3 separate regions of the Mus musculus genome follow, and regions 2 and 3 are each linked to region 1. Evidence: chromatin loops called from intact Hi-C (ENCODE). Cell type or tissue: left cerebral cortex. All regions are shown on one strand. Each heading gives the region's core, and the rest is flanking DNA. Links, peaks and the distances in the headings are about the cores only.

Region 1 (10,596 bases), core at 1,290-9,289:
GCAGCTCTTTGTGTTCTAATTATCTTACGATCTAGTCAATCAACTAAAAGTAATTACCACAATTCCAACAATGAAAATAAAAATCAGTCATCTTATTTGGAACACAAAATACTGTGCATTACAAATACAGTTCTCAGAGGAGGCTCAAGTAGCCTGCAAACCTTTGGTGAAGGAGTTACAGAGTGTATTCTTCCCCAAGTACACTCATTCTCACAATGATTGTTCTTTGGTTTTTTTTTTGTTTTGTTTTGTTTTGTTTTCTGTCCTAGGCAGTGCTTGCTCTGTACATAGACTTGAAGGGGTTTCTGAATTAGAATTGCTCTTCCTGATGCTAGGCTTAACATTACTCAAACAGCATGAAAAGTTAGCAAACATTTCTCTTCTCTTCTACATTTGCCTTCGTTTTTACTATTTTATTTCATGTAAGAAAATTGTTTGAGGGGGCTGTTGAGATGGCTCAGCGGGTAAGAGCACTGACTGCTCCTCTGAAGATCCTGAGTTCAAATCCCAGCAACCACATGGTGGCTCACAACCATCCATCATGAGATCTGAAGCCCTCTTCTTGTGTGTCTGAAGACAGCAACAGTACACTTATTTATAATAATAAAATAAATCTTTGGTCCTGAGCGAGCAGGGCCAACCAGAGTGAGCAGAGGTACTAAATTCAATTCCCAACAACCACATGAAGGCTCACAACCATCTGTACAGCTGCAGTGTAAATCATATACAATAAATAAATAAATAAATCTTTAAAAAAGAAAAAGAAAATTGTTTGAAAATGATTTATGGTATGAAGAGGATCTTGAAGTTCCAAGTGGTTAGGTCTTACGTTATCTATGTCGATTTTACTGACATTAATCAAAGAATGCCTTGTCAGAATCAGATTCTAAGGATTATATCAGAAGTTGTTATAAAGCCTAATACTGGGGCTGGACAGATGGCTCAGCAACATAAGAACACTGGCTGCTCTGCCGGAGGACCTAGGTTCAGTTCCTAGCACCCACATGGCAGCTCACAATTGTAACTTCAGTTCCAGGGCATCCAGCATCCTCACACAGTCACAACAATACACAGGAAAAAAATGGAAATACAAAAACCATTAAAAAGTAAGACAGTTTAGTACCAAGCAAGGATCAGAGTCTTGGATCTTGGTAAAAGCAGTGTGCTCTCTGCTCAGACTGGGGAAGATGATGCTTCTCAGAAGAGAATTGCTACATGGTGACAAAAGTGTGACAAGCCTTTAAAACTTGCCTGTATTCACCAGCAGAACCAGCCTGGCTGTGAGGTCACAGGAACATTTAATTGCACTATATATTTAGATTCATGTAACTTGACTTAACTTACTGTGTTAGTTTTCTCTTTCTTTTTGATGCATGAACTCAAAATTCACTTCAAAATTATGTTAAAACTGAATGGTTTTTAAGAGTTGTATTTATTTTCATTTCTTGCCTTAGAATTACTTTTTTCCCTTTGTGTGTGTGTGGGGGGGGGGGGGGTTGAGACAGGGTTTCTCTGTATAACCCTGGCTGTCCTGGAACTCGGAAATCCACCTGTCTCTGCCTCCCAAGTGCTGGGATTAAAGGTGTGCCGCACCACTGCCCAGCTAGAATTACTTTTTGTAGGTTTTTCTCTGAAAGCCTTTGGCTACTCTGAAAGACTTGTTACAAATGAGGACTATTGAGAGGACAGAGTGGTAAAAAATAAAAATAAAATGTTATCAACTGACATTTTTTAAGTGTGGGAGCAAAAGATCCCTTGACAGACTTCTTTTTTTCAATGTGGTGAGAATAATGTGAAAGTTTATAGACAAGATTTTCAAGCTTGAAGCACTGAGAAAGGGTCTTAGTCACTATGCCTTTTCTGTGAAGAGACACCATGACCAAGGCAACTCTTATTAAAAAAAGCATTTACTTAGCGACTTGCTTACAGTTTCAGAGGTTTAGTCCATCATCAAGGCAGGAGCGTAGCAGACAAAATGCTGGAGTAGTAGTTGAGAGCTACCTACATACAGACCGGCAGGCAGAGAGAAAGAAACACTGTGTTGAATGTCTTCTTTTGAGAACCTTGGGCTGGCGAGATGGCTCAGTGGTTAAGAGTGCCGACTGCTCTTCCAAAGGTCCCGAGTTCAAATCCCAGCAACTACATGGTGGCTCACAACCATCTGTAATGAAATCTGATGACCTCTTCTGGAGTTTCTGAGGACAGCTACAGTGTACTTTCATATAATAAATAAATAAATCTTTAAAAAAAAAAAAAGAAAAGAAAAAAGAAAACCTCAAGGCATTCTCCCAGTGACAACAAGGCCTCACCACCTAATCCTTCTAATCTTTTCAAAGAGTTCCACTCCCTGGTGAGAGCCAGTCTCATTCTCAAGCCAGAAAGTTGCCTCTGGGTTAAGGATGAACTTGAACTCCTGACCCTCCTGTAGGCCACATAAGCCTAGAGCTGCAGACCTAATGCAGAAAGAATTACTGTTGCTGATAGGAGTTCCCAAATTTCCAAGGGAAACTGCCCCAGGCATGTTTAAATTTAAACCAGAAAGAACAAAAAATTAAGGAAAATCCAGATTATAATAAACACACCGATTAAAAATATAGAAAGAGCCCCAGTACAGGGGAATACCAGGGCCAAGAAGTGGGAGTGGGTGGGTAAGGAAGCAGGGCTGGGGGAGGGTATAGGGGACTTTCGGGATAGCATTTGAAATGTAGAAGAAAATATCTAATAAAAAATGCCTTAAAATACAGAAAGAAAAACTAGAAAAACTTACTGTACAAGCTATGTCAAAACTGAATGTCACTCTGTAGGGAACCCTGGTACCAGGAAAGGGAAATACCTAATGCACACAGGGTACCATTAGAGCCACAAAAACAAAACCAAACCCCAAATCAAAGTAATTAGCATGGTGGTTTGAATAGGAATTGGCACTAAGGCTCACAAGCTGAATACTTGTTTTTCAGTTGGTCATCTATTTAGGAAGGTAGGATGTGTGGTCTTGTTGGAGATGTATCACAAGGGGGGCCCTCTCTCTCTCTCTCTCTCTCTCTCTCTCTCTCTCTGTGTGTGTGTGTGTGTGTGTGTGTGTGTGTGTGTGTGTGTCTCTCTCTCTGTGTCTCTCTCTCTCTGTGTCTGTCTGTCTGTCTCTCTGTGTGTCTCTGTCTCTCTCTGTCTCTTTCTCTCTGTCTCTCTTTCTCTGTCTCTCTTTCCTGCCTCCAGATCAAGTTATAAGCTCTCACTACTACTACTCCATCCATGCCACGTTTCCTTCCATGATGATAACCCTCTGAAACTATAAGCAAGCCTCCAGTTAAATGCTTTATCTTATATGTATCCTTGATCATAGTGTCTCTTCATAGCCATACAACAGTTAGGAAAAACCAACTAACAAATTTCAAAAATAACAAACAACAAAAGACAAAAGCATAAATGAGCAAACTATGCTAGCTATATCGACATTCCCAGACAATTAGAGTGGCTAACGCTGGTAGTCCTTACTACTGCTCTTTTTCTGACCTCTATACAATTGCTTTTATTTATCCTACTGAATTTCTTGTTTATTTTTAACATTAGCCCACAATGCAATTTGCGTTATGGCCTGCTCATACCTGATTTGTTTCTGTTCATTCCTCCAGGCCGTGTACCCTTTCTCCCCTGGCAGTTACCTTCTGCTTTCATGTCACAAATACTCTATTACCCCTTCCTCCTCTTCCACACAATCTCAATGTCCTGTCTTGTGGCTCCCTTTTACCTTCCGTGCCACCTGTGGTCAAATCTTAGTGGACAAAAGGAGAGGCTGCTGTTTAGTTGCTAGGGTGCTTGATTGACCCCTGGCAATATATAAACGATGTATGATGGCACACGCCAATCATCTTAACCTTAGTTCTCAGGAGGTAGAGGTGGGAGGGTCAAAAGTTCAAGGTCATCTTTGGCTACCCAGTGAATTTGATATCAGATCTTATCTCCAAAGGAAAAAAAAAAGTCAAGAACTTTTCTTATTCTGCTCTTACATAAAGTATGAACGTCCAGTCAGTTTCAGCACAATAACAGATTTCCTGGAGTTTTTATAATTTAATAAACACATCCTTAGTACAAGTCTTAGTTAAGTGACTGTTTCATAGAATGCTGGTCTTTCTCAAAAGATACTTTCTAAGAACTATATTCTAAATTAAAATAAGTGTGACAGAGTTGCTTATACAGTGTGATCAAGAAAGCTGATCTTTGTGGTGGTGAACAATTCTAAACAAATGGATATATAGAGAGGTATTGTCCAAAACAACTATAAAGCAGCCACATATGTTGATTTCTGAGTAAGCAGAAAAGAGTGAGCATTAGGCGTATTAATACTTATAATCTTGGTGGAGAGCTAGCATCCACAGGCAGAAGATATAAAGTATCTACATAAATTACTTCATCAGTGCTGTAGTCGATCCCTATTTTAGATAGTTGATGAAAAAACAAATTTTAGAAATATTTCTTCCCACTTTGCTAATAAAGATGGGTCCTGCTCCCTAGGCATTTATTTGCTTGCCTTTCCCTAGACCCCACCCAGCCTTCCAAACTCAACAAATTTCTGGTGTTGATCGCTCTCTGCTCATAGTAAACAATTGACTTTGTGCTCCTTTTCAGCTATGCAGAATTTAATAAGCAAACAAGTACCTATCTGGGAAGCGCAAAGCACAGACTTCAAAGATCCTGTAATCTGATATTATTACTGTCGTTCTGTCTCGAGGACCCAAATTGGTGTTTTCATTATTTCCTATCTCCTCCATGTGACAGATTTGGTTTTTTGGCGCTCCTGACAGCTAAATTAATCTCTCTCCAAATATTAGACTGGCTCTTTGTTATATCCCGTTTAAGTCACTATGCCAAATCTTCACAGGGTCTCTAAAGTGCTTAGCTTGCTTTTCCAATGGGTTCGCTTCCTCTTCCCCACTGTCTCACAGGCTCTCCTTTCTCTTCCTTAGGTCTTTTTTTTTTTTTTTTTTTTTTAAACTCTCTTACTTATGAGGGGGTATTTAAATTCCAACCCGGAACTTGGGATCGTGCGCCTTGGATGACGGGAGTCGTAGTTTCTGTGACTTCTGGGTAACCGCCTTTCAGGCCGATCCCTGCCCTTCACGAAACCCCACAAATCCCAGAATGCACTCTGGCGGGCCCGCCCCCGGTGCGCAGGCGCCCTGGGGCCGCAGGATTTGAATCGGCGGCGTTGTTATTGACGCCATATTGGGGCCGGCGGCGGGTGGCAGAGTTGTTCCGTGGAGAAGAGAGGGTCGAGTGCATTGCTTAGCTCTGTACGGCCGGGCTACCTCGCAGCTCCCGCGCGTGGCCGCCACTCACGAGCTTCCGTCTGCACCGGCGTGTCGGAGATCGCGTCTGGGTCGCGCCACTGGCCGGGTCCACTTCCGAAGGGAGCGGGTCTCCGCGCAGGAGCCCCGGCGCGCTCAGCCCGAGCGCACGGCGGGGGCGGCCCGGCCTCTCGGGAGCGGCCCCGAGCCGGCGGCGCGACCCTCGCGCCTCGCCCGCCTGCCCTGTCGCGGCTCCGCCGTCCCGGGCCCCACACCCACCGGGCACCTCGGAGGGCCCGTTTGCCCCCGTCCTTCCCGGCCCCGCCCGAGCCGAGCCTCGGCCGCCCGCCACCATGGCGTGCGGAGCCACTCTGAAAAGGACTCTGGATTTCGACCCGCTGCTGAGCCCCGCATCTCCGAAGCGGAGGCGGTGCGCGCCTTTGTCGGCGCCGGCTTCGGCTGCCGCCTCCCCTGCCGCCGCCACCGCCGCCGCCGCCGCCTCGGCCGCGGCCGCCTCGCCGCAGAAGTATCTCCGGATGGAGCCTTCCCCCTTCGGCGACGTCTCTTCCCGGCTCACCACAGGTGGGCCTCGGCCCCGGGGCTGCCGGGGTGGGCTGCGGCCGGGAGCTTGGGTGCGGACACAAAGGGAAGGAAGGGCCTGAACCGAGGTGGGGGTGGTGTCGGCAGGTTGGGTGGGTACGAGTCGGGTTGGCCGGCATTGTGGGGGTCCCTCATTGTGAGGCAGATCATTTGGGGCTAGATCCCTAGAATCGTTTCCTTATGTAGAGCCCCAGCGGAAATGATCAGAGAGGGTGATATTATTCATAAGTCAGGCGAGAGAAGGGTCACATTTCACCCGAATCTCCGGGTCTCTTGGGCTGAATCGATTGGTTGCAGCTATTAACTCAGTGACTGAGTGGTTTGAGGCGAGAAGGCAGCCCCTCCTCCATTTTAGACTTGGCTGGTTTTAGTATAGAAGGGGTGGGGTTTGGAGGGGGATGGATGTCACTGGGGCGAGTTGTAGGCCTGTCATTAATCACCCACAAGAACGCCACTTTGGCTGAGTCAAGACCTGTTTCCCTAGCAGGGTCAACAACAAAGCAAATGTTCTTCCCGAGTACTGTAATGTGATCTCACTATGCGTCCAGTCCTTAAGAGATCCTGAACTTTTAATGAAAAGGAAGGTGTACTTCAAATTGAGACTGACTAGTTTATTTGTAAATGCTTTAGTTATCCCAATGAAGTATGTTGGGAGAAAACAACCTAGCCTCGAGAGTAACGAATAAATCAAGATTCCAGTGGACTTCAGACTTGAAGTCTTGAAACATTTTCTCAAAGTGTCTGCCGGATGGACCTTTGATTGCTTTTGTATACTAAATGTGTACCTAGGGATTTTTTTTCCCCCTCTGCATTTGGAAATCTTTGTGTGCCTTCGGCACAATCTTAGGGTAAACTTTAATGGACTTGAAGTGTAAGTCTGTTTCTTTTGTGTGTGGCATGCAAGAGTGTGTGAGCCTGTGTGTGTAAGCCCTTAGTGATATCATCCTTAAAGCCTTTGCTTAGCTTAAATTTTTTTTTTCTCAGTAATTCATTTTAAAAAGATGGGAACTATAGAGTTCTGTATTTGGTAACATCTATATGAAATTGACTGTACCATGTGTGTTTTTTTAAATGTCACATTTAAATATTCATACCCAAATCCATGGAGAACCTCAGTTACCTAGTCTGGCTCTTAAATTTTTGATATAACGTAGCCAAAAGCTGTTTTATGAGTTGCAGTCACTTTTCGTAGAAATTCCAAGACGTTTATTTAAGGATCATACCTAAGCTGCCCTCCCCCACATATGTGTATAAAGGCACTCCTGACCGAGTTGTTAGAGGAATGGCTCTCAATCTGTGGGCCGCGACCCCCGGGGGAACGCTCCGATATTTGCATTATGATTTATAACAGTAGCAAAATTACATTATGAAGTAGCAACAATAATCATAGGGTTGGGATCATCACTGCATGAGGTACTGTGCTAAAGGGTGGGCTTATCAGGAGCGCTGAGAACCCCCTGCTTTAGTCATTACTGTAAAACAAGGGAACAAAGTGGAGAATGGATTCCTTTTTTTTTTTTTTTTTTTTTTTTTTTGGTTTTTCGAGACAGGGTTTCTCTGTGTAGCCCTGGCTATCCTGAAACTCACTTTGCAGACCAGGCTGCCCTTGAACTCAGAAATCCACCTGTCTCTGCCTCCCAAGTGCTGGGATTAAAGGCGGGCGCCACCTCCGCCGGGCTGGAGAATGAATTCTTGGGGCAGACATTTTTTGTTTTTAATGAAATGCTAAATTTGAACATTGAAATGGTGTCCTATCTACTAATGGAGCCATTTTAAAATAGCTGTAACTAGCAATAAATTTCATTGGAGCTAGTGATAAGTTTGAGAGTTACAATATATCCCTATGCAGTTAAAATAATCTTGAATACTAACACAGCAGGGAGCTATGACACGTTTCTTTACTTAAGGGAGGTTGTTCAGAAACGGTAATGATCTCCCAGTCTGCCATGTCAGTGCTGTAGTGCAGAGTGTTTAAGAGTCTCCACATCTCAATCAGTATACTGTAAAATAACTGGGAGTATTTTTAGTCTTTTAGCCAGCTGATCTAGTTTGACCACATCTTGAAACCTAAAATCAAATCAGCTGGGTGGTGGTGGGGCACGCCTTTAATCCCAGCACTTGGGAGGCAGAGACAGGCGGATTTCTGAGTTCCAGGCCAGCCTGGTCTACAGAGTGAGTTCTAGGACAGCCAAGGCTACACAGAGAAACCCTGTCTCACAATGAGAGAGAGAGAGAGAGAGAGAGAGAGAGAGAGAGAGAGAGAGAGAGAGAGAGAGGGAGAGGGAGAGGGAGAGGGAGAGGGAGAGGGAGGGAGAGAGGGAGAGAGAGAGAGAGGGAGAGAGAGGGAGAGAGAGGGAGAGAGAGAGAGAGGGAGAGAGAGAGAGGGAGAGAGAGAGAGAGAGAGACAGAGAGAGAGAGAGAGACAGAGAGAGAGACAGAGAGAGAGAGAGACAGGGAGAGAGAGACAGGGAGAGAGAGAGACAGGGAGAGAGAGAGAGACAGGGAGAGAGAGAGACAGGGAGAGACAGAGAGAGAGAGAGAGAGACAGGGAGAGAGACAGGGAGAGACAGAGAGAGAGAGAGAGACAGGGAGAGAGACAGGGAGAGACAGAGAGAGAGAGAGAGACAGAGAGAGAGAGAGACAGGGAGAGAGACAGGGAGAGACAGAGAGAGAGAGACAGAGAGAGAGAGAGAGAGAAAGAGAGGAGAGAGAGTTGCCAGTTGATGTTTTTAGAGTTTGCTAAATATTAAGTTGGTATTTCAGTTCATTTGAAAATGTAAAAGATTAGCTTCTTGAAAAATGAGGGAAGATTGTTAAAGTTTAAATTTGCTAAAATGTACATATTTGCTGCTGTAATTTTTAATCACACAGTAAATGTGTGGTTGAACCTTTTTAAGCTAAAACTAATGAAGACCTAGAAGTTTATACAGAGTATGTACTATATGCGATTTGTCTTTATCATTATTCTATTTCAGGTACTTCATGTTTTCTTCTGATAGTGTTCTTGAAGTGGCATATTAGTAGCTTCAAGAACTTGGGCACTGTTCTAAATGCTGTTGTTATTTTAGACATTCCAGGAAAGTGATTCCAAACTTAATATGACTACTTTTATTTAAATCAATATTTTTCAAACTTGAAATTTAATACTAAAGAAGAGGACTAGTTGATGGAAGTCTAGCTCACATTCTTACCCTTGAGACCTGAAACTCTTTATTATGTTAATTAACAGAGGCTTCTGTTCTGTTCTTGCCCCTCTTCATGTATCCTATCTCAAACATGATTTTTAGTGTACCTGAGTTACTAATTCATAACTGTACTCTAAGGTAGGTTTGTCAACCTATGGCCATGTGTTTGTACAGTCTGGGAGGTAAGAATTTTTTTTAGCTACATTTTTAAATGTCTGAAAAAGAACAAAAAATGATCATTTCATCATGTTGAGAATTCAAAAAATTCAAATGTCAGTGCCATGAAAAATAGTCATTTGGCTACAGTTGTGCCTGCCCTCCTTTAAAGTTTAAAGTCCACTGCAGGTTATCTTAGTAAGCTTGTGGAGAGAGTGTGTTCCCAGAATTCACATTTATTGTCTGGTCTTTTACAAAAGAAAAAGAAAAAAAAAGGTATGTGTACACTGGTTTGGTTTAGGATTTTAATTCAATGATGCTTAAAATAACGTTTTAGTGTATCAAAGGATGGTGGGTGGTGAATGAGGGTGGGTTGGGAGAGAGAAGCATTTTAATGAGAATGGGGGAATGAAAGTGTCCAGGGTATGGGGGTTGGGGGGGCTAGATCCTTGACTAGCCAGGAACTCCTGGCATGCTTTTACATCTCGAGTGCTGGGATTAAAGGCTATGTGCCACCCTGCCCTATTTTAAGTAAGATTTTAAGGATGTATTTTTTCTAAGTACCTAACTCTTCCCAGATCCATCTTACCCACCTTTTTCTGCTTCTCAATTTTGTGTTGTCTCTCTCCCCCTTCCTTCCTCCTAAAATAACTTTAAGTCCCAATTTGTGTTGCCTATATATACTCATAGATTTGGGGTCATCCATTAGAGCATGGCTGACCTACTAAGAGTTTTAAGAAAATTGACTGTTCTTCCCTCAGATGCCATCACCTGTCCTCAGCTAAGAATGGGGTCTTGTGTATTACTGTGGATGGGCAGCCACTATTGCTGTAAATTCGTGAGTGTTTCAGCATGTCATGTCCAGAAGACACTGGCTCTTACAGTTTTTCTGCCTCAATCTACCCTCTAAATTTGTATCTCTGTATTTATTTATTTATTTAGAGGGTAGTTCTATATCATGTCCATATAACACATAGTAGTGAGCTCACCCCTGGAGCCCATAAATGCTCCAGCCATGGGTTGTTGCCTAGGATTACAGTGTCAAGCATGTATTTCTGTCTTGGAGCAAGCAAAAATCATAAACCCAACCAGAAAGCTGGACATTTACCCCGTGACATTTGTGCCACTATTGCACTCATGGGCCTGTTATGGCAAACCGATCATTTTTGTAGCTCAAGAGAGGTCACAATTAGATAAGCCTTGTTGGATGACTTTCATAGTAGCCTGCCAAACACCTGGGACTGTGGAAGCTAGCTAAGAGTACCAGCTTGATCCATGTCCTGTGACTATGTGATGGCCTCAGCAATAGAATCCTAACCATCAAGAGTGGGAGCGCAACCTAAAACATTAACAGTAGTCTGTATCATTTTGGA
Region 2 (10,596 bases), core at 1,453-9,452, 630 kb before region 1:
AGCAGAACCCTCATGACCGACTCCTCAGACATTCTTACTTTATAATATCAGTACCTTGAGGGTTAGCTCTTAAGACATGGCTTTTGAGAGACATTATCAATGACATCATAGTAATCATCCCCACCCTGAAGAGTGACAACCTTGGGCCATAAACCGATACTCCTTTCCATACACTTAATCATCTGTAAGTACAGCCCATACTGTCGCTCAAGAGTTGCCACATTGGTTATTCACACATTATGGCCTCTTCTTTGGTCTTCATAAAAGCCCTCCCTCCCCCGCTCAAAGAGTCACAATTTATTTATTGTTCTTTCTTGAAATAAGTACAGTGGTTAAAATAACCTATGCAATTTTGTTCCCAAGAAGGAATCACTTGACAGTTAACAATCTTTCCAGTGTTCTTTCCCAGTGATTCCCATGTTTATTATATTACTTGACATTTGTCAGTGACTGTAAGGGTAGATTAGTGTTAGCTCTAACTCTTAGAAAAGAGAGGTCTATACCTGGTAATCAAGAGTCTGGGCCATCATCAGCATAGAGAAGGGCTAGAAGACCTTGAATCTCACCTACCTCTGTCCAAATCTATAGTTCTTTAAACAAAAACTTAGAAAACCATTTGTTATACCTAGTCCTTCCTAAGGCCTAAGCTGTACCTGTTTGCTTTAATGACAGATATACTTAGACAAAGAAATGAACACACAGCATTGGCTTTTGCAAATTCCCAATTTTTATTGAGAGCCCAAGTTCCAGATGCCAGATGGGAGGTTAGATCCATTATTACATTTACTCTTTTTTTTTTTTTTTCTCAAGAAGGGCAGTCATTTTCTTTTCTTTTCTAAGTTCCTACTCGAAGTTGTCAAAACAAAATGAAGAAACAAAGAAACCACCAAGAACACGAATGTGGTGGTTTGAATGAGAACAGCTTCTATAGGCTCATGTGTTTGAAGACTTGGTCCCCATTTGGTGGAACTATTTGGTGAGGACTAGGAGCTGTGGCCTCGTTGGAGGAGGTATGTCACTGGCAGCTGGACTTGAGGTTTCAGAAGCTCACACCAGTCCTGCTGTCTCTTCTTCTGCCGCGTGACTCTATTTCAGGTGGTGAGCTCTCAGCCACTGCTCAGTGCCCAGCCTGGCTACCCGGTGCCAGGTTTCCTGCCATAATCACCATGCTTTGGAAACTGTAAGCCCCAAATAAGCTCTTTCTTCTTGGAAAGACAAAGTTGCCTTGGTTCATGGTGTCTTATCACAGCAATAGAAAAGTAACTAAGCCTATTCAAGGAGGGCTGTGCATGACTAAAAAGTGTCTGTCTTCACTCCTGGCTATTGTTTGCTGTTTTTATAGTATTATATTGCTGCTTATCCCAAGTTTTTAGAACATAAATATTTAGATATATGTTTTTAGCCCTTTTAATTATAGCGCATCGGCGACAGGTTTGCCTGCGCTTCATCAAGGGGAGCAAAGGCTGTATTTACCTGGCTCCTTGCTGCTGTATTTTCTCCCTCTGCTTGTTTATTCTGTTAGAGCATGACTCTCATGTGGTCTGAAGGTATGGGTACTCCATCTCCTCATCACTGCTCCTCTGCTTGGCTACAAAACCACGACAGAACACATGAGCAGAAGAAAATGCCATCCTGTCGTTTCTTGGCTTTCCTTGCAACTGCTCATCTGGCGTGTTAATGAAAGAAGGTGAGAAGGTGAAAAGAAAAGAAAAGAAAAGAAAAGAAAGGGAGGGGAGGGGAGGGGAGAGAGGAGAGGGAGAGGGAGAGGGAGAGGGAGAGGGAGGAGAGGGAGAGGGAGGAGAGGGAGAGGGAGAGGAGAGGAGAGGAGAGGAGAGGAGAGGAGAGGAGAGGAGAGGAGAGGAGAGGAGAGGAGAGGAGAGGAGAGGAGAGGAGAGGAAAAAGGAAAGGAAAGGAAAGGAAAGGAAAGGAAAGGAAAGGAAAGGAAAGGAAAGGAAAGGAAAGGAAAGGAAAGGAAAGGAAAGGAAAGGAAATCCCTAACTAGCACACATTTAGTTGTATGGAAAGATGATAGTCTCTGCATCTAACAGAGTATCCTGAGATCAAGGGGGTCCTCATCCTTCCTTCTCCACTCCTTCCTTTTCTTCCTGACTCATCCTGACAACCAGCTTCTCCACTTGAAGGCAGTCTCAGGACGTTTACTTTCTGATGGTGGCATGACAGAGAGCCTCCAGTTTCTTCAGCAGCAGCTCGTGGTTCTGAGATGCACACAGAAGCGATGTGGGTGGTTCTTTAGGCTGCTACATCGCTGGTGGAACATATCACAAGCAGCCATTTCAGACCTCACACTGCAGCTGCCAGAACCTGGGCTGCAGGGCTTGCAGGCCACCAAGCAAGGCAGAGCCACTGCAATACAAAATGCCTTAACACTTCTTAGGAGAGACAGCAACAGCTGGTGGAATTCTAAAGCTACTCTCTGAATTAGAATGAAATCGTGTAGCCAGATCAGTCCCTAAATATCTTTAATTACCCAGCATTCTAGCCCTGTGGAATGATCATCCCTGCACATGCTAAATTGACATGGGGCCCAAACTTGGGCCCCAAACTCTAAAAAAGAGTGACGTTTTTTTTTTTTTTTTTTTTTTTTTTTTTTTTTTTTTGCTTTGCCAGTTCCTGAATAAAGGAACCACTGTCCATCACCCTGAAAGTGGGGGTTGGGTCTGATGAACCACGGCAAGTTAAAGGAGCAACCTCAATGTGCAACCTCTTTGGGACCCAACGGCTGTCTCAGAGCGAGCCATTGCTTCTTTAATGTTCTGTGTCTAGTGTAACTAGGAGCACATTGACTGTTGCAAATTGAGATCTTTCTTTGAAGTTTAAATATGCCACTTTAACTGTGTTCTCATCTTCTACATCCCACTGAATGAATAACCCAAATTACACAGAACAGCAGCAAATTGGCTCATCACAGCCCTGTTATAATTTTAAAAGAATAAAGATCTGAAAAACCAGAGAGTCTGAAGGAACTAGTGACGCCTGCTAAAGAGTTGACAGGTCTTTCCTCAGAAGGACGTGGATTCGAAATTCACCCTTGGTTTGTAGAGATCAAGAGTCATTTACATTTTGTGTCATGTTTCCATGTATCCTTAGTATAGTATTCCTATTAGGGATACTGACAGCTCTGCCTTTGCCATCCCTGATGTCTCCTCCGGGAGCACAAGATACACCCAGCGGCATGTGGGCTGTAGATCATTTCCTCCCATATAAAAGTGATCTTTGCAAACTGAAGTCCAAGGCATCAGAGAATACCTGGCTTTTCCACGGTTAGCTGCCTGCCTCTCTTTTAGCTCCCCAACTCAGAAGGAAACATACAGCAGCTCATTGCCTGGCTGATGAGCTTGGGGCAGACAGAACTTGAAAAACATGTATGCATACCCCCAGGAAGGGCACTTTCCAAACAGCATAATTCTCTCTGTTTTAACAGAGTACCCCTTTGTGTTAATAAAACACCAGGTCACAAGTCAAAGTTTGATTCCATTATTGAGGGTTATCTTTGAACTCTGAATACTGCTGGTACAATTTTCCAGATGTCAGACTCTAGGCCTCCCATTCAAGTTAACAGAAGGATAACTAGCTAAATAGTAATAGCTTCTGTAATCTCTCTCTGGTTAGATTAATACTGATAGTTTCAATCCACATACCACTTCAGCCAGTCAACCAACAGACTCCCAGCATTTAAGATAGATAGATGATAGATAGATAGATAGATAGATAGATAGATATGGTGTTAGTGTTTCATAGGATTCAGTGAAAAAGTACACCATCGATCAGAGATTTGGGATGATTTTGAGACACGAATAAGCATCAACATCTTTATAAGGAAACTGAGTTCCATCTTAGAAGAAGTAAAAGCTGGTGTTGATAAAAGACTTATGTAGAGTACCTCCCACAGGTTGCAAATGACTAAATGACTTCTTCCTCCAGATATGATATGGGCCACCAAGACGGTGGATCAATATGAGGAAGAAGGTCCTTTACATACTACCAGGGTCTGTCTGTGTTTAACACCTGAATGACGCTGAACAACAGTGCTGAGCCACCTGGGTGGCTAAATAGCACCAACACCCACACGAAAGCTTGCCCGGCTCCCTGACCTGACCACGCAGAGCAAGAACTGCCAGCTTCCTGGCTAGCAGGTAGTGCTGAGACTTCTCTAGAGTCTGGGAGGTCCCAAGAAAAGCAATGTCTGCCCCCCCCCCCCAAATGTTTGCTTCTGCTAGGAATCTGAGGTGAGGCTAAAATAGCAACTTCGACCTCTGAAAGAAAGGGGCAGACGACGACGAAGCCTCTTTCTCCTGTAAATCTTTAGAAAGAGCTGCCTTTATGCTGGAGATGTGTGGAAGGAGGCAAAGCAGAGCCTGTGCCTAGGCAGCAGGTTTAAGGCTCAAATGGTATCCCACATCCACCCAATCATCTCTCCTAAGCATTTCTCCCTCTACGATTGGTCTGTCAGATCTTTGTTTATATTTACCTACAACTTGATTGCTTCAGCTGTGGACTCTGTCTCAAAAGGCCATCTCCTCACATGGAAATGGAAACTACTCTCTCTAGTGGAAAACAGTCTCAGAGATATTCCGACAGCTAGCGCTCTGCTGGAAGCCTTTCTTCAGCTCGACCTGTAGGTAGGAAGCTTTCAGGCTTTCCTTCTCAGAGCAGTCTCTCCTCCCCGAATTCTGCAGCTTCCTCTACCCTCTATGTTGCTTCTTCCTTTAGGCTCACCCTCTGGGATCCTTGTCACCAGATTCAAAATAGGGGCCAGATACACTGAGCGTTTGGCTCTGGGTGGGGGGTAGGACGTCAGGGAGAATTGGTAAAAAGAGGCCTTGTAGGAAGCTGTTTGGGCTAGACGTCCTCGACTCTGAGCAAGGCTTAAAACGAATGCCAAGCTGCTACCTTGAGGGCCTAGGAACCTAACGTTGTGCCTACAGCTGGGCCCCTGGACCTGACTTGATGTGGCTCTGTCAGGTGGAAACCTTACGACTCGACTGGACCCAACTCTCCAGGGAGAACGAGGTCTAAAACGCAATTCAGCTGTAGCCACAACCGCCTGGTCCCCGGGGCCCGGGCGGAGAATGGCCCCCTCGGCTGAAGCTGCGGGCTGACGCTCGTGTATAGGGTTGCAATTCGCCGTGATAAATGTAAAGACCAATTAAGGTTTGATCCGTGCACACAAGAGGCAGACGGCGGAGTGGAACCAATTAACGAGCATGTCCCCTAATTCCTGCGGCGGCGGCCGGGCGCACCGCCGGTCCCCAGGCTCCCGCCCAACAAGAGCCCCCGCCCGCCGCGGATGCATCTCCCCGCGAGCAGGAGGTGCGGGGAGCGCCAGGGCTGGGGAGGGGGCGCCGGGCGCCCACAGAGCCGAGCTCGTGCGGCCACGGCTGGAGGCTGGGCGCGCCCGGGTGGTCGCGCGGGCCAGCGCGGGAGGCGCCCAGGCGACGCCGTCCGCCCCGAGGGCGGAGGGCTGGTGGCCGCGGCCAGGTAGCTGAGGACTGGAGGCGGCGCAGAGGGGAGGGTCGGGCGGAGACCTCACTTGGCCGGCCTTCCTGCCGCCCTGTTTCCGGATCCCGACCGCCCGGCGCGTGACCTCCAGTGAGGTCCTGGCAATGAGCAGCGCTGGTGATTAACGGCCCCGAGGTCGCGGGCAGTGAGGCACGCGTCCCCTTTGGCCACGCCAGGGTGGGAGGGCGCCAGGGAGCAGAGCAGGGTGAGGCCGCGGGGTCGTTGGTGGCAAAGAGTGAGGATGACACAGTGGGCGCCGAGCGCCAGGGCCGTCCCTCCTAGCCCCCGGGCCAGCGCCGCGGCGGGTACCGCGCAGCAAAGTTTGGAGCCGCGGGCGCCGCGCGCCGGTCCCTCCCCGCGCAGATCCCTTGGCGGAGTCTCTGCTGCCGCCGCTGCCAGGGCAGGACAAAGGCTCATTAACACGTGATGGGACCACGCTTCATAAATGGGACTGGAGCGAGAGCGAGCCAGAGACAGCGCGCGAGCTGAGGGAGAGGCAGGGACCTCAAGCAGGGCGCGGCGACGGGCGCTCGGGGTGGCCCAAGCGGGCGGCCCCAGGCCGGCCAGCGCGGTCAGTGGGACGCCGGGGAGAGCCGGAGAACGAAGCGGGCCTGTCCGAGCCCAGGGGAGCCAGTCCCAGGGGCCGTGGCGCACGGGTGCTAGAGGCCGGGGACGCGGGCGCGCAGACCGACTGACTTACTGACCGATCGCCGCGGGCACGCCCCGCTCCACCCCGCCCCACCGCGCCCCGCGCCGCCTCCCCTGCTCGCTCGCTGCCTCTACCTTCTCCACTTCTTTTCCGCCTCCGCCTCCTTCTGGCTCCCCTGGCGCCAGAGCCTCCCCCTGGCTCAGGCGGGAGCCTGGGCTGTCTGCAGAGCTCTCATAGAGTCTGGGGGCAAATTTCCTTGTAGCAGAGAGCCAGCCCCTTGGCTGGGCGACAGGTGCCGAGGGAGCTTCTGGCCCGTGGACCGGGGGATGCGAAGGGTAAGACCTGGCACAGTGGCGTTTGGGAATAGCTTTTCCGCCTCCCGCCCCCTCGGTACTGGCCAGTGGTCCCCTGGTGTCCTACGCGGAGTTCTTGCTCCGTGTTCCAGGAGAGCAAATCGTGCTAATATGGTGTTTACTTAGCTGTATAGTCCCAGCTTGTTACCTGTGGTCTAAGCTACTTCTGGAGGCTTCTACCATTTACAATTTACTGGATATGCACCTAGCTCTGCATACACTGATGTCTGTTTGTAGAAAATGTGTAATTGTGCATGTTTGGAAAACAGGCACTTGAGTTGATGCTTGACGTCTTTTAGCCTTATCAGAAACTAAGTCTTCCAGAGTCTCTGCACCACATGTAGAAAACGACTCAATTAAATACTAAATGTCATGTAAAGAAATCTATGTTAAATAAGGAACTTCTGATACAGAGCGATAGCTACAGCAGCCATCTCTGTTTAAGGAAAAACTAATATATATAGTATTGATACCTGTGATTGACTGTTATAGGAACATGAAACTAAGAGCTGGCACCAGACGAATGAAGTTGATGCTTTATTTTAAAAGGATGTTTCTTGGTTAAGGCTTACAAGTCACAAATGGAGCATTTCCTGAATGCAAATGTTTGCTATGATAGATGTGAGAAACTGTTGTTTGGTCATTTCAAAGTTTAAAGCAACATGCGTGTTTTTAATTGTAGTACATGGTTTATCTCTCAAAGGTTTCAAAGAGGTGAGAAAAAAATTTAATAACCTATCTATGAAAAAACCTATTTCCTATCTTTTAAATTTTTCTTCCAAATAGGAGCTACTAGCTCTTCCTGCCTTTGTTTATTTCTTGGCATATTAAATCTCCTTGGACATTTAATCTAATAAGAGATTAGAGCAGATTTACTGGTTTTAAGGATGTTGAAAGATACCTCTCTGGGTCCCATAACTTCTCGTTTTTATTGCCAACTTAATTCCTTTGAACAATGGGGAGATGCACATGCTCAGAGGAGACTCCGCGGGTACTGATTATCTGTGGGGTCACTCCTGACATCAGTCTGTTTGGCAGAAAATTGAGAAACTAGGAGTAGCCGACCTCCAAGGTTCCCATAGGACTGACTGATTTAAAGTGCTGGTCTTCTAATCCCAGCTTTTGACAATTTGAAAGGGAGATAGATCTGCTGATCGATTTTTCTCTGCCTCCCCTCCCTCCACGCCCCACCTTCTCTAACTCAGTTACAAGCAATTTTATCCAAAGGAAAGGCCATGAATACTTTCTTAACTGAGAGAAATATATATATATATATTTCTGATTAAATCCACACAGGAACAGAATGCATGCACCTCTAGAATGCTAAGCAGCACATACTGCAGGCTGTTGTTTTTAGGTACACTAGCAGTTGCTCTAGCTGCAAAAGAGGCTTCATGTTGATATGGTTAAAAAAAAAAACTAATCATTTTAGGTCGTTAGGAGAACTTATTGTGAGCAGGCTCTTTTATTGCTTCAAAAGATGTCTCCCGTTTCAAGCAAGGAACAGCCATGGCTGAGGTATGTATGTATGTATGTATGTATGTATGTATAAGTGTCTACTGGGGCAGCTTTCATTGTGCCCCTGATCCTACATGGGGGTGCAGTAATACCACATGGTGGGAATGCTCACTTGTGACCTTCCAAAATGACTATGCTTGCGTGCTCATTGTTAAGAAGACACATCTGATATTTTTGCCCCTACATTTAATGGCATCGGTGGCTGCGTATAGAAATGGAGGTTGTAACTTAATTAATTAAGCCATAGGTGATGAATTGTATATGTAAAGTTTTAATTCTGGGGAAAATCAGACCTCGTGGTGGAGCGGGGCTTGGCTTTGTTTGCTCTCCAGTGTTCCCTGCTTTTCCCCCCTGTTACCCATCTCCCAGCGGACTGTGTTCCTTTCTGGCTTGCCTGTGAGACTGCTCCTCTCTAATAAGCCTCACTGCAGGATCAGTGTGTTCTTTTTGGCATTTCAAAATGTTAAAATAGTGAAATTGTTAAATGTTATCCAGATGAAACTGCTCGGAATGAAATTTTCCAAAAGAACCATGATATTTGTGACATATTATGTATTACAGACAATTCTGAAGGAAAACTCCATGAATCGTTTTATCTGTTTTCTCAAGAAGGAAGCAGCCTCATTGATTGTGTTGATAAGTGTTTAGTATGCTCTGTCAGCTTATTAATTACGAAAGCAAAGCCTGTGAAACTCTCCAAAACAATCTATGACATTCTCCTGTGCTTTGACTTAGAATTAGCATTAACCACAAGAATATTTAGACAGGTTCCTTGGTTTGTCTTGTGTATTGGTCTTTGAAATTAGAGTTGGATTTACTACATAAGAGGAAAGTATTATGAAATAGAGCTTATACTGGCAGTTTAGAGTTCATGGCACTTACCAAATGCTTCTTCCCAGAAAACAGTTGGCCTGATAAATAATTTTCCATAACTAGCTATTTGGGAATTTACAAGGAAAAAATAGCAAATTGAATTTAGTTATACCTAATAACACGTAATTAGTAAAGGACAATTTGGTCATAGCTTCTCGAATTTGGTTAGTGAGATGAAGTCTCTCCTCTAGGATGCTGCCTGTTATTCTTGGGGGTAAGTACATTAGTTTGTTGCATAATGGGCACAGTTCAGAGCTTGGGTTCCCAGCACCTTTAAAGGATGTTAGGTCTTCCCAGTTGAAGACTTGTCTGTCCTATTTTGGTAGTCATCATTTTTGACTGGTCCGGTAGAGTGAAACCAGCCTCTGGATTTAAATTATTTATAATTCTGCTTTTTTACTGTAAACCAAGACTGCAGAGTTTTTGAAAAACCACCAGGGCTGAGTCACAGACTGCATACCTGTATTTTCAGAGTTGTGCTTATTTTTCTCTTACTGGCTGGTAAATAATGAAAAGGACACAAGGAAATAAAAACTTCATTTATGTATTTGAACTCTGGAATTTTGTATCTTCTTCTCCAGATCTCCAGTTCTTTCCCAATCCTGTTCTTATAAAAATGTTAACTGTATGTTATAAATGTACAGGTTCTGTCTTGTGTGGGTTGGGACTTCAACACTTCCCCACTGAACTGCTAATTCTTTAATAACTATTTAATTTGCTTGGCTGTATGTTCTGAGATTAGATTAGGTTTGTCTTATAAAGTTCACTTCAGATTCTAAAATATTTCTTGGATTAAAAGAAGTGATAAATGTCACCCAGAATATCAATGCTCTCAAACTCTATACCACATAAGTTACAAAACAGAATGTGTAGAAACACTTTTTTTTTAACCTATGCAAGAACAAACTTTCTCATTGTTGTAGGTCAAGTAAAAATTTAGGTACAGTGACTTTTTAAATATGTGAAAATACCATTCTGATTTTTAAATGAATACTGCAACTTTGGGAAAATGTCCAAGTTCAAACCAACTACACAGATGGACACAGAAGACACGAAGCAAAAGGAAGTATTCATGTTGAATTAAAACAAGGCTGCTTTGTTTCCAAGATAGGTGCAGATCTGCTCTGGTCTTCTGTGCCCTAATAATCTTGTGCACTTCTCTAGGGGCCCTAAGGTCTGACTCTAGGCTGAGGAGGATCATCACCACACTTGATTATAATTATATCATAAACACCAATGCTTCTGATGAGTTTAAGACAGCTCTTTGCCAGTCTTGATAATTCAAATTTTTTTGGATATTAGAACTATACCAATTGGCAGAAAATCACAAAGTGCATGTTAAAATAGCGCCCATTCGCTTCCTGTTTCAAATGGTATCATGTTATTACAAGGATGCTCAAACAATAAGAAATGCGGGTGAGTGAACGGGGAGGATTAACTCTAGCGCTGGCCACCACCTCGCACCATGATTCAGTGGCTTAATGTTACATGAATGTTTTCCTTGCGCCTGACACGTGGATAATAGGTGTGCTCATGATAGATGGATAATAACACATCAGAGCCATTCCTTGAATGAAATCAGCATAATTGCCTGTAATTTGGAGCAGAAAATACCTACTAAAAGCTTTCCTGGGTCATGTTTCTCCCCCCAACAGGGTATCCTGGCACCCTAGAGCACATTCC
Region 3 (10,596 bases), core at 888-8,887, 1.3 Mb before region 1:
ACCACAGCCAAGTGCACAGCCAGAAAACTTTCCGGTTCTCTCCTACACCTGCTGATTCATCACAGCATCCAAGACCTGCGGCTTAAGTGCTTGCTGGGCTGGGCTGGGCTGGCTGGCTGGCTGGCTGGCTGGCTGGCTGGCTGGCTGGTGAGTGAGCCTTGCAATGTTTTTGTCTTTCCCTTCCCTGCTCCCAGATTACAGGCTCAGTGGCTAGGGATGCAAGTTTAGGTCCTCATGCTTGCAAAGCCATCTCCCCCAACCCCTCCAATGTTTTAGTGGAGGGTGGTGCCTGAGAGGTCCCAGGACAACTTGCATCTACTTGTCTACCTTGTCATTTCCAGGACTTCAAGCTGGTGCCACCTGCCTTTACCCACCGAGTTGTGTTATCTACTGAGTGCTAAAATGTTTTTAAGCCTTAGCTTTGGGTATCAGAACCAAAGCCCCCAGAGAAAGAGCTCTTAAATTTCTCCCCTGGAAGTCTCACACACACAGACTATTACATTTTTTGATTATTTCTACGATGGGTTGCAGGGATCAAGCTCAGGCTTCCTTACCCTCTGAGGCGGCTTCCCCATTCCTATAACAAAAGTATTTTCTTTCACTGAAAAATGAAAGGGAAAGATACCTTTGGGAGTTCAGTTCCCAGCCCACAGAGACCTGTAACTAGAGCTCCAGAGATCTGATCCCTCCAGCCTCCATGAGCATTGCACTCACACGCACATACTGGAAGCCAAGCATTAACAGTTCATACAAAAGGAAATTCTAAGTGAGGTGAGAGTTTGCCTGTGATCCCAATTCCTCAGTCAAACAGATTAAAAGTTCCAGCCCTGCTTGGATCATGAGACAAGATGAAGGACAGCCTGAGAAACTCCAAAATAATTACTTCAAAATAAAAATGAGGAATTGTGTATTCTAGAGCTAGAGATACAGTCTACTGGCACAGTGCTTGCTTGCCTAGCATGCCCAGAGCCCTGTTTGATCCCCAGTACCTCTGATGCCCCGGGGTGGTGGTGTACACCAGTAACCCCCACACTGGAGCGAAAGCAGAAGTTCTAGGTTATTTCAACTCCAGAGCTGAGTGAGCTCAAGATACTGTCATAATTAATTTTCATATTTATAACAACCAGCTTCACTTTTGTTCACATTTCTATTTCCAAGATGGGAAATTCTTTCTCTCAGAGGTAGGTTAAGTTATTAAATTTTGTAGCAAGGTTGTTATTTTAGCATAGTCAAAGACACGAAGACAACAAATGTTCCAAGTCCAATGACACAGTCACCTGCTTACACACTCATTCAGACAGCAGGCACACACAAAAAGCCAAGACTACCTTAAAAGGGGGGAGGCCAAATTATTATTATTGATTTAAAATTTGATTACAACCAATTTTGTTGGTATTTAAAATTAGAGGTGTTTTAAATCTCCATAATGGCAATATACCAATATCCAGAAATGAAGTTTGGTAAAAACGGGAAGCTTTCTAGGAATTGCAGATTAAAAGTCAAGTTGTCAATTTAGAGCAACACAGACTCCATGATTACAGTGATTGTGCCGAATTTCACCTTCAGTAGTACATAAGGAAATTGTTCACAGTTACATCTTCACTTTTGAGATTTGACAGCTGTTCTTAAAAAAATTTCGGTACCTGTGCAAATAAACAGTCTTCCATGTGCCTTAGCACCCACTTAGACTATCTCCACTGTATATATACAAAACACCACCACAGCTGCAGGGCAAAATACATACTTTCATAACAAAACTATAATGTCCTCTCAAGTATGAACAATGTACACATAATACATGGTATACAGTATTTACAAAATATAAAATATAATACAAGCTGCTTGTGTGACTTAAGCTCATTGTGTCGGATGCTGCAACAGGGCAAGTTTTCACTGCTGTATCCGTTTCCTTTCGAGTCCAAAGGTCTGGGGAAATCGATGTTTACCACACACTGCAGACGCAAGCCTAGGTCTGCACCTTGAGGAGCGTTTTCAAGTGCACTGCCATCAGCTCCCGGCTCTGGCTGGGGTTCTCGGCGGTACTTCCCATCCAGTGACTCGGAGGCTTTGGGAGGACACTAGGGGAAGGTGGGTCACTGAACTTTGCTCCGGCGTAATTTTCCTTTTGGCTCACTTCTGTTAGAAATGCTGATTTCTTCAAATGGTTACTTTTAATGTTCTCAGTATTTTTAAAAGACTTTTTTTCCTGCTTCTGCATTCGATCGGAGGAAGCAGAATCCTGCCAAAAGTCACTTTCATTCCTTTTTGCAGAGGTGATCTTGGTTAGTGGCAAGTTGTATTTGCTTTTCTGTCTGTTTATCTTTGGTTGTTCACACAAGTGTATACCATGCACAAGCTGGCTGTGGGGAAGGGCAATTTTCTCCGATTTTCCCATCTTTGATTTTAAAACCTACAAAGGAACACAAAAGTGAGCAATTTTCAAGATAAAAGTTATCTTTACATATATTTTACAAACTTGCTTTTAAAGTCCTCTAGAATTTAATCCGGTTTTAAATAAATACGTTATGTGTGGGATGTGCTTACTACTGGATGTTCAAATGTGCACGCCTCTTATGTTGCTATTGAATTGATGCTGTTAATTATAGCATATATCAAACTTACATTCAGAAAAATATCACTTAAAAAAAACTCAATGTCCATCTTTTCTAACTGTAAACAACAGTAAGGAACAAGTGTCCTCTATAGGTTAGAAAAAAAGTTCCCGTCTGCCTTTCAGATTCAGCAACTTCATGGACGACCTTCTAAGCTCAGCCAAAAGGTCTGTAAGGCAGAAGCAGAAAGGTAAATTCCAGGCCAGCCGGGGCTACAGCCCGAATCCTAACAGGCCACAAACTTTTGCACTGTAGTAACTTTCCCAGCATAATCTACAGAAATGTGCACCAAATGAAAACACCCTTAGATCACTGCCCCTCTGATGCTTGCATGATATAGTAAGGACACAAAAACTGAGACCCAAGTACAAGGTCATACTGTCTTTCCCGTTCAAAACTGCCTCTGAAAAATAGAATCTTCTCCAATGTACAGTGAGTTCTAAGCTAATGCAAGTGCCTGTCTGAAAAACTAAAAACCAAACCAAACCAAACAAAAAACCACTTCAGGATCTAAATTCTTATTCCTCTTCATGGGCACATCTTGATCAAGTACAATTTCAGTACAATGGCTGCTTTTCGTGTCACTACCAACAAAGAATTCTTCAAGCTGTATGAAAAAGGTGGTTTCGGCTTTTGTTTTTCATGCTAAGACAACTCTCAAATCCTTTAGCCTCGACAAAACTGTATCCCAGTTATCCAGATCCGTTAACCGAGGAGTCCATTTTATAACTTCTAAAAACTCATTCAGGGCGCTGCTTAGAAGCCCCCTCCAGCGAGGCAAGCTCGTGCCGGCCTGCACAGGGCCCGGGACACCTTCGCGTCGGGCATCAGACGGAGACTCCTGCCAACTTCCCAACAGCAGTCCGACTCAGCGGATCTGGCTGTGCGTGGGTCCCGCCCGCCCGGTGCCCCACTGGGCACCGCGCCTGCGCCTGCGCCTCCGCCCCCACCCAGCACCGCCTTCATGAGCGCCCCAGAGCGCTGCACGTAGCGGGCTGACGTCAGCCCTCCGCAGGTCCCTGAGCCCCGAACGCCGAAACCCCCTGGAGCGCCGCCAAGCTTCTAAATGCAGGCTGTTGCTGGGCCGTAGCCGCCGCTCCCATTGGCTGGCTCCGGAGCCAATGGGCGGCGCCAGCGCAGCCGCCCAGCCCCCCTCCCGCTTCCGCCCCACCACTCGAGCGAGCGTCACGGAAACTTCCCTCCCGAGTAAACAGCCGCCCCGCCCCCACCGGCCCTACCTCCTTCGCGAGTGGGGGCTGTCTGTGGAGCAGGGCAGTGGCCGCCAGACCTCGCTCCTCCTGCGCGACGATTGGCCCCGGCGCCGGGCTGCGACCACCCTCCAGGCTCGGCCGGTGCTGCTGGAACTGGTGGAAGCGGCTGGGCAGCTGCCCGGCCGGGCTGGCCCGCACCTTTTTCTTCCGCCGCTTCTTGGGCGCCGCCCGCGGGGCAGCCGCCGGGGCCAAGGTGCAGCCGGACGGCGCGGTGGTGCGAGGCGCGGGCGCCAGGCACGGCCCGTCCCCCCCGAGGAAGTGCGGCAGGAAGAGGGTGGGTGGCAGCGCGCGCGGGTCCGGAAGGCGCGGCAAGGGCGGCGGGGCCGGGTTCACCATCGGGAGGGCCCCGAGGAACCCGAGCGGCGCTAAGCGGCCGCTCAGAGCGAGATCTCGCTGTGGGACGGAGACGACGGTCATGGCGCGGGGACTCGGCAGAAAGGCGGGGAGCAGGAGTCACGGGGCGGCGGCGGAGGCTGCTGCTGGAAGGTTCGGAGCAAGGACCATGACTCGGGCGAGGCGGCGCAGCAACAAATAGCGCTGGCCACCGCGGCCAGTGTTGTTACCCGAGGCCCCGCCCCGTGCCCGCCCACCTCCCTGCGGCGGCCCAATCCGCGTGCGCCTGCCAGGCCACTCCCTCGGTCCCGCCTCCGCGCCCCGAGGCAAGACACAAACAAGCAGCCTGCTGCAGCCCTTCACAAAGAGCGCACGTTGCGCAGGCGCGCCCAACGGGCTCTTACCGAGAGTGTCCCGTGAACAATGAAGTTCGACTTCTGCCTCACCTCCCTGGCAGCGATCCTTTGGGGTAGCCTGGGGGTGGGGCAGGGGAGGAGGAGGAGAGAGGCGGTGGAGGAACTAGGAAGCTTCTGACCTCCAGAAAGGACTGCTTTGTAGGTTTTCGATTTCAGCCCTACATAAAAATTTTAAGAGATTTCGGAGAACACTAAGGATTTATTTCACTAAGGATTTACAGCACTGGTGAAGATCTGCCTCCATTTAACCTACAGTGAAATTTGGCTATGTGGTTTCTCATTCGGTTTTCCGACGCTGCCAATTAACCCTGGTGGTGAAAATAAAAAAGGGTTTACTGAAGGATTCTTCAGCTCATCAGAAGTACTCTATAATGCCGAAAATGGGCCTTTAATTTTTTACTGCCTTTATAGCTAAAGATCTCTGGGAGTCTCTTGAGATCTCACATTGCCCCTGAAACTTGATGCTGCTGCCAACCAATTGGCCTTTGTCCCACCCAGAGAAAACAGCTCTGCTACAGTTGCTAGCTAACTGGGTTAACAGAATTCTCTACTCACAGTTTAATACAGAAAAGAACTGTAGACACCAGTTACCAAATAGGACCTCAGAACCAATTTCTGTAATTCATCTTGTTTGAAACATACTTCTTTAATGATTGGGGCTTTATTTATTTAGTTTCCTCTTTTTTCTTTCTTCGAGATGGCGTTACTCTTTGTGTAGCCCAGGCTGTACTCTGTACTCGATCTGTAGACCAGGCTGGCCTCGAACACAGAGATACACCAGTCTCTGCCTCCCTAGTGCTGGGATTAAAGGCCCATGTCACCATTGTCCAATAATTTTTTTTTAATCATTTTACAGTAAGGCATACAAGAGACTAAAGAATTAGACACAAATCATTAAAAAATTAACAGAAGAATCTGAACTCTGGTCTAGGTATGGCAAGGTCAAGACCTGTAACACTAGCTCCTGGAGAGGCAGAAGTAGAGGATGGGAAATTTCTAGTGTAGGGAATTTAATGAGACTCTGCCTCATAATAAAAAGAGCAGGGCATCTAGATGGATCAGTGAGTAATTAAAATGCTTGCTATATAAGCCTAGCAGCCTGAGTCCCATCCCTGTAAGCCACCTAAAAATGAAAGACAGCCAAAACCACAAAGTGGCCCTCTGACTTCCAAACACATTCTGCCGCAAACCTGCTTCCACTACACACACACACACACACACACACACACATAGACACACACACACTGTGAGGAGAACAGAAGATGGGAATGAGCTAGGAGGTTAGAGGCAGGGAATAGTTCCATTGTCTTTGGCCAGCAGTAGGGAATGTCTTTGTTCTCAGGCTAGAGATCCCAGAAGGGAGCCCTGACATCTTACTTCTTTCTACACAGCCACTCCCAGTACATTGATTCTTTGATAGTGAACAGATGATGGTGAAAGTCAGGAATATCCATTCCTGATTTCAGTTCAGACCTTTTTTTTTTTTTTTTTTTTTTGAGACAGGGTTTCTCTGTATAGCCCTGGCTGTCCTGGAACTCACTTTGTAGACCAGGCTGGCCTCAAACTCAAAAATCCGCCTGCCTCTGCCTCCCAAGTGCTGGGATTAAAGGCATGCGCTACCAAGCCGGGCGATTTCAGCCCTTCTTGTAAATGATGTCAGGGTGAGCACTTCTGAAGTGGTAGTCGTTGCATGCAGTTCCCTTGATCGGGACTCTGTTGAGGCTCATCAAGAGACAGCTATCTCCTAGTCAAAGTTTGGAACCCACCACTTGCCAGAGTAGAAAAATGACCTTTTGGTAACTTCCTTTTCATCTCTTTTACTTTCAGATTCTGGACTCCGGAATGCTTTCCCGGGCACTCTGGGATTGTTCACTTTCCTCTGAAGCTGTCTAACCCCTTTCTCCTTGTGGCCCCTTACAAAAAGACGTTTTTCTCTCCCTCTTCTCCATCTTTTCTCTCCAGACAGCTGCTGAGATTTACACCATGCCTGCCTTACAGTCTTGGGAAAAAAACAAAACTAATAAACTCCTTGAGCTTCTGTTCTAAACTACCTTATTAGTGAGACTAAGAACCCTGAGTGAGAGCTTCAATTTCCCTGGTAGTGTGTGACACCCAAAGGTGACTCCTCAAAATGTCTAGTAACAATAAGTAAAAAACAAATGTTTTTAATCTTACACAGGGTCTTGCTATATAGTCTTCCCTGGCCTGGAATTCACAATGTAAACCAGAAACCAGACTAGCCTTGAACTCATGGAGATCTTCCTGCCTTTGCCTTCCTGTTGGTGGGCTTAAAAGTGTGAGCCATCATGCTGGAAAGGCTGGCCTCAGTGCTGAGATAGGCACTTCCTCCCTTAGAAGCACAGATGGCTTGGTGGCACATGACTTTAATCCCAGTACTCAGGAGACAGCGGCAAGTGCATCTCTGAGAACTCGAGGCCAGTCTGAACAGCAGTGAATGGAACATCTAGATCTACATAGTGTCTTGAAAAGATCCAAAACAACAACAAAAATAAACACCACAAAGCACAGCTCTGATGGTTATCAACTGTGTTGTCTGTCATACTTCGTTATTGGGTTTGTTTTCATCTTATTTCTTCGAGGGCCTAACTAGCTTGGAGCTTACTATATAGCCACGTATGACCTTGAACTCTTGATCCTACTGTCTCCACTTCCCAAATGCTGGCATTAGGGGTCCGAGCCATCATCCCTAGATGACAGTTGATTGACAATTTTAGGAAGCCACAGCCTTACTCTCTCTTAGTCTTATAGGGCTGTTCCCAATAACTCTTAAGCTAGGTAGTAGCAAATGGTGCCTAAAATATTTAATTACTGATAGCAAGGTTGATCATGCTGACTATACAGAGTAATACCTAACTATACAGAGTGATAACTTTATATATATTTCATCATGATTAATTGCTGGGCTTTATCTCTGTAGACTTGACTGATTTTTATGTTTGTAACAGTTCATGGTAGGTGATCATGTCCGTTGGATGAATGGGAATCCAAAACTGGAAAAGAGCTTACAAAGCCTTTAATTCCCATCTTTGATAGTCAGCTGTGGGGACTTCGTGTAGTCCTTTGGAGGCAAAGCCAGGAGATGCCCTGAAAGTTTGAGACTAAGCCGATCTGCACATAAGGTTCCAAGTCAGACAGTGCTAAAGAATGACACCATTTCCAAAAAGCGGAAATAAAACTCAGCAAGCAAGTCTTCCGCCCTGTGAATTGAATTTGATTCAGCAACCCGTGAGGAGAGTACGTAGCCACAGCTGATGAAGAAGAGCAAGAAGAAACGCTAGGCTAGATCCCTCACAGGGGCGCCTCCAGTCTTGCAGTTTAGTTCCTTCCAGATGAAGTCAAGTTGACAACCAAGAGTAGCCAAGGAGGGAGAAGCCTCTGCTTTCTGCCTGCTTGCTCTCACCTTGCTAGCAAGTCCATTCCTTCGCTGGCACTGGAGCCGACTTCTTAAGATTCCAGCATACACTGAGGGCCAACGGAGACATCCAGCCTTGTGGACTGAACAACTACTGGACACCTGAACTTTCTGTCAAGAGGTTTTAGTCAGTCTGAGCGAGCAGCAAGTTTACAGCCAGCTTGTACTCTAGGAGAACCTGTTTCAAACGTATGAAACCATGACTGAGGATTTGAGTCAGCGGCATTCAACCTATGGGTAGCAACCCCTTTGGTGTGTGTGTGTGTGTGTGTGTGTATGCACGCATGTGCACACGTGTCAAATGGCCCTTTCACAGGGGTCACCAAAGATCACTGGAAAACATATTTACATTCAGTTCATAACTATCAAAATTACAGTTATGAAGTAGCAACAAAAATAACTTTATGGCTGGGGTAACCACAACATGAGGAATTGTATTAAGGGACTGAAGCATTAGGGAGGTTGAGAACCACTGATTTAAGTAGTAAAGTAGTTGCCTGGACTCAATCTCTCCTGCCACAGAAAGAAATTAAAATGAAGCAACTTTATTTTCCTGGTATTAGAATATTCAGTTCAATCGTTTCTCCCCATTACCTAAACCTTGGAGAAAAGTAACTCAGAAAACAAAACCAGGGCCAGCGAGATGGCTTGGTGGTCGAAGGTACCTGCTGCCTGCTGCTGCAACCCTAACAACTTGAGTTCAATCCCTGGCATAGCATGTAAAGGTAGGAGACAAGCCATGCCACCAAGTTGCTCTCTGACCTACACAGTTGCAGCATGACATGAAGACCCCTCCCCCACCAATTGCAATAAGTAAAACATAAACTAGTAAATTAATAAATTTTCTGTTGTATCATTTAAAAAAAAACCCACAAGAGCTGGGTATTGTGGCACATGCCTAGCCACTTGGGAGATAAAAGCAAGCAGGAGAATCACGAGTTCTAGGTCATCCTTGGCTTCGTAATGAGTTCAATACCAGCCTGGGTATATGAGACCCTGTCTTAAACAACAACGTAAGTCCAACTGAACCCAAAGAGAGACCAACAAAGTGTCTTATAGAGCTAAAGACCAAATGAAGCCTCCTTCAAGGGACCCCGAAGGAACTGCTCATGTCGGCATTCTGCCAAGTCAAGTTTCAGTATTGGTGATGACTCAGTGCTACAAATGCAGTATCTAAAATGATGTAATTATCACTGAGATTCAGGAGAGAACAGCTAGAGCTTAGCTTAACTAGTAAGTTAGTGTGTTACAGTTATTCTTAATATGTGCAGGTGTACAACGTGATTGATTTAAATATTGATGCTAATATTTTCTTGTTTGATATGAGATCTCACTACTATCAGATCTCTATACCGACCTATGGTTTTTGAAACAGTCTAGCTCAGGCTGACCCTGGAATGTTTAATCCTCCAGTGTCAGCCCTCCAAGTGCTGGCATTCTGGCACACCACCATACCTGACTATATTTCCTTTACTTCTCCTGTTCTTTAACTATAAAGTTCTCTGAGTCACAATGTCCTGGTTCTCTAAGCCTAGTCAAATTATTCATTCTTTTGTGGCTCCCACTAGGTTAACAATTCATACTTTTTATACAAAGTCTATAATCAGAGTCCATCTGTCTGTGTCTGTGTCTGTGTCTCTGTCTCTCTCTCTCTCTCTTCTCATTTTTTAAAAGACAGGTCTCTTTATGAAGCCCCAGCTGGCCTAGAATTCACTATATAGTCCAAGCTGGCCTCAAACTCATGATCCTCCTGCCTCAGCCTCCCAACTGCTGTCATTATAGGTATACTCTACCATGCCCAGCTGGGTCACTGAAGGCTGAATAGTAACAAAAGGAATTGTAAGGCATGGAAACAGCAGCAGGAGCTCCTTTGTGTTAACTCTTGTCATGGTGACAAAACATGCTCAGAGAAAACACTCCTGTACAGAAGAAAGGTTCATTTGGCTCATGGTTTCAGTCCCTGGTCACCTATGGTGGCACAAAGCATCAGAGCAAGAATACATGTCAGCAGAAGCCGGAGGGGGGGGGGACATTACCACCTTAAGAGCTTGCCCCCATAATCTGCCTTCTTTCGACTAGGGCCCTACCCCTAGAGATTCCACTTCCCAATAGCACCATAGGCTGAGGACCAATCCTTCAACACACAGGTCTCTGGGGGGACATTCAAGATCCTAGCTGTAATGAGCTCTAATGAATTATCTCAGCGTATCAAGAGTGTAGTGGGTGAGGAACATGAATCTCTAGGCTGAAGGCACACAAATTGTGAGCACACTAGTTGGAAATATTCCTATACCAAGAAACATAATGTTCAGAAAAGAGATGAACATTAAAACCCTTTCAGAGAGAAACAGGTCTCACATGAAGCATTAAAACCTGGGTAGTATCATCACAGAACTTGGAAGTTAGAAGACAATACAAAAATGACTTCGGCATTCCAAAGGGAAGTGGGTACCAACATAGAAGAGTGCTTCTCCCAAACTACCAAGCGTAAGGGCAGAATCAAACTTTTTCTAGAACGTAAAGCCTAAGAA

What was found. A loop is a pair of places that touch in the nucleus more often than their neighbours do. Peaks named below come from ENCODE experiments on the same cell type or tissue, not always from the same donor. Only the 100,000 strongest peaks of a DNase experiment are listed, where the experiment ranks them.
Region 2: a loop joins it to region 1, with 6 times the contacts of the local background. A loop is called at or near these places in 3 of 42 quality-filtered maps.
Region 3: it touches region 1 in a loop (7-fold over the local background); 2 of 42 quality-filtered maps call a loop at or near these places.

The regions. Positions count from the first base shown.
Region 1 is chr4:34,545,410-34,556,005 of GRCm38, forward strand. It overlaps Akirin2 (akirin 2), which reads left to right and starts at 5,206. Exons shown (of 5, transcript NM_001007589.3): 1 at 5,206-5,864. The coding sequence starts at 5,636. In left cerebral cortex, for the core only: no CTCF peak of the experiment used is centred there; DNase peaks (open chromatin) are centred at 5,114, 5,684, 6,044, 6,180 and 1 more place; H3K4me3 peaks cover 3,358 bases; H3K27ac peaks cover 2,020 bases.
Region 2 is chr4:33,918,655-33,929,250 of GRCm38, forward strand. Cnr1 (cannabinoid receptor 1 (brain)) reads left to right here and starts at 5,990. Exons shown (of 2, transcript NM_007726.5): 1 at 5,990-6,504. In left cerebral cortex, for the core only: a CTCF peak has its summit at 4,596; DNase peaks (open chromatin) are centred at 2,247, 2,973, 4,750, 5,118 and 7 more places; H3K4me3 peaks cover 4,859 bases; H3K27ac peaks cover 6,138 bases.
Region 3 is chr4:33,244,098-33,254,693 of GRCm38, forward strand. Pnrc1 (proline-rich nuclear receptor coactivator 1) reads right to left here and starts at 4,690. Exons shown (of 2, transcript NM_001033225.2): 1 at 3,851-4,690; 2 at 1,326-2,410. The coding sequence starts at 4,300. The coding sequence ends at 1,967. In left cerebral cortex, for the core only: a CTCF peak has its summit at 4,945; DNase peaks (open chromatin) are centred at 2,881, 3,664 and 4,521; H3K4me3 peaks cover 3,168 bases; H3K27ac peaks cover 2,211 bases.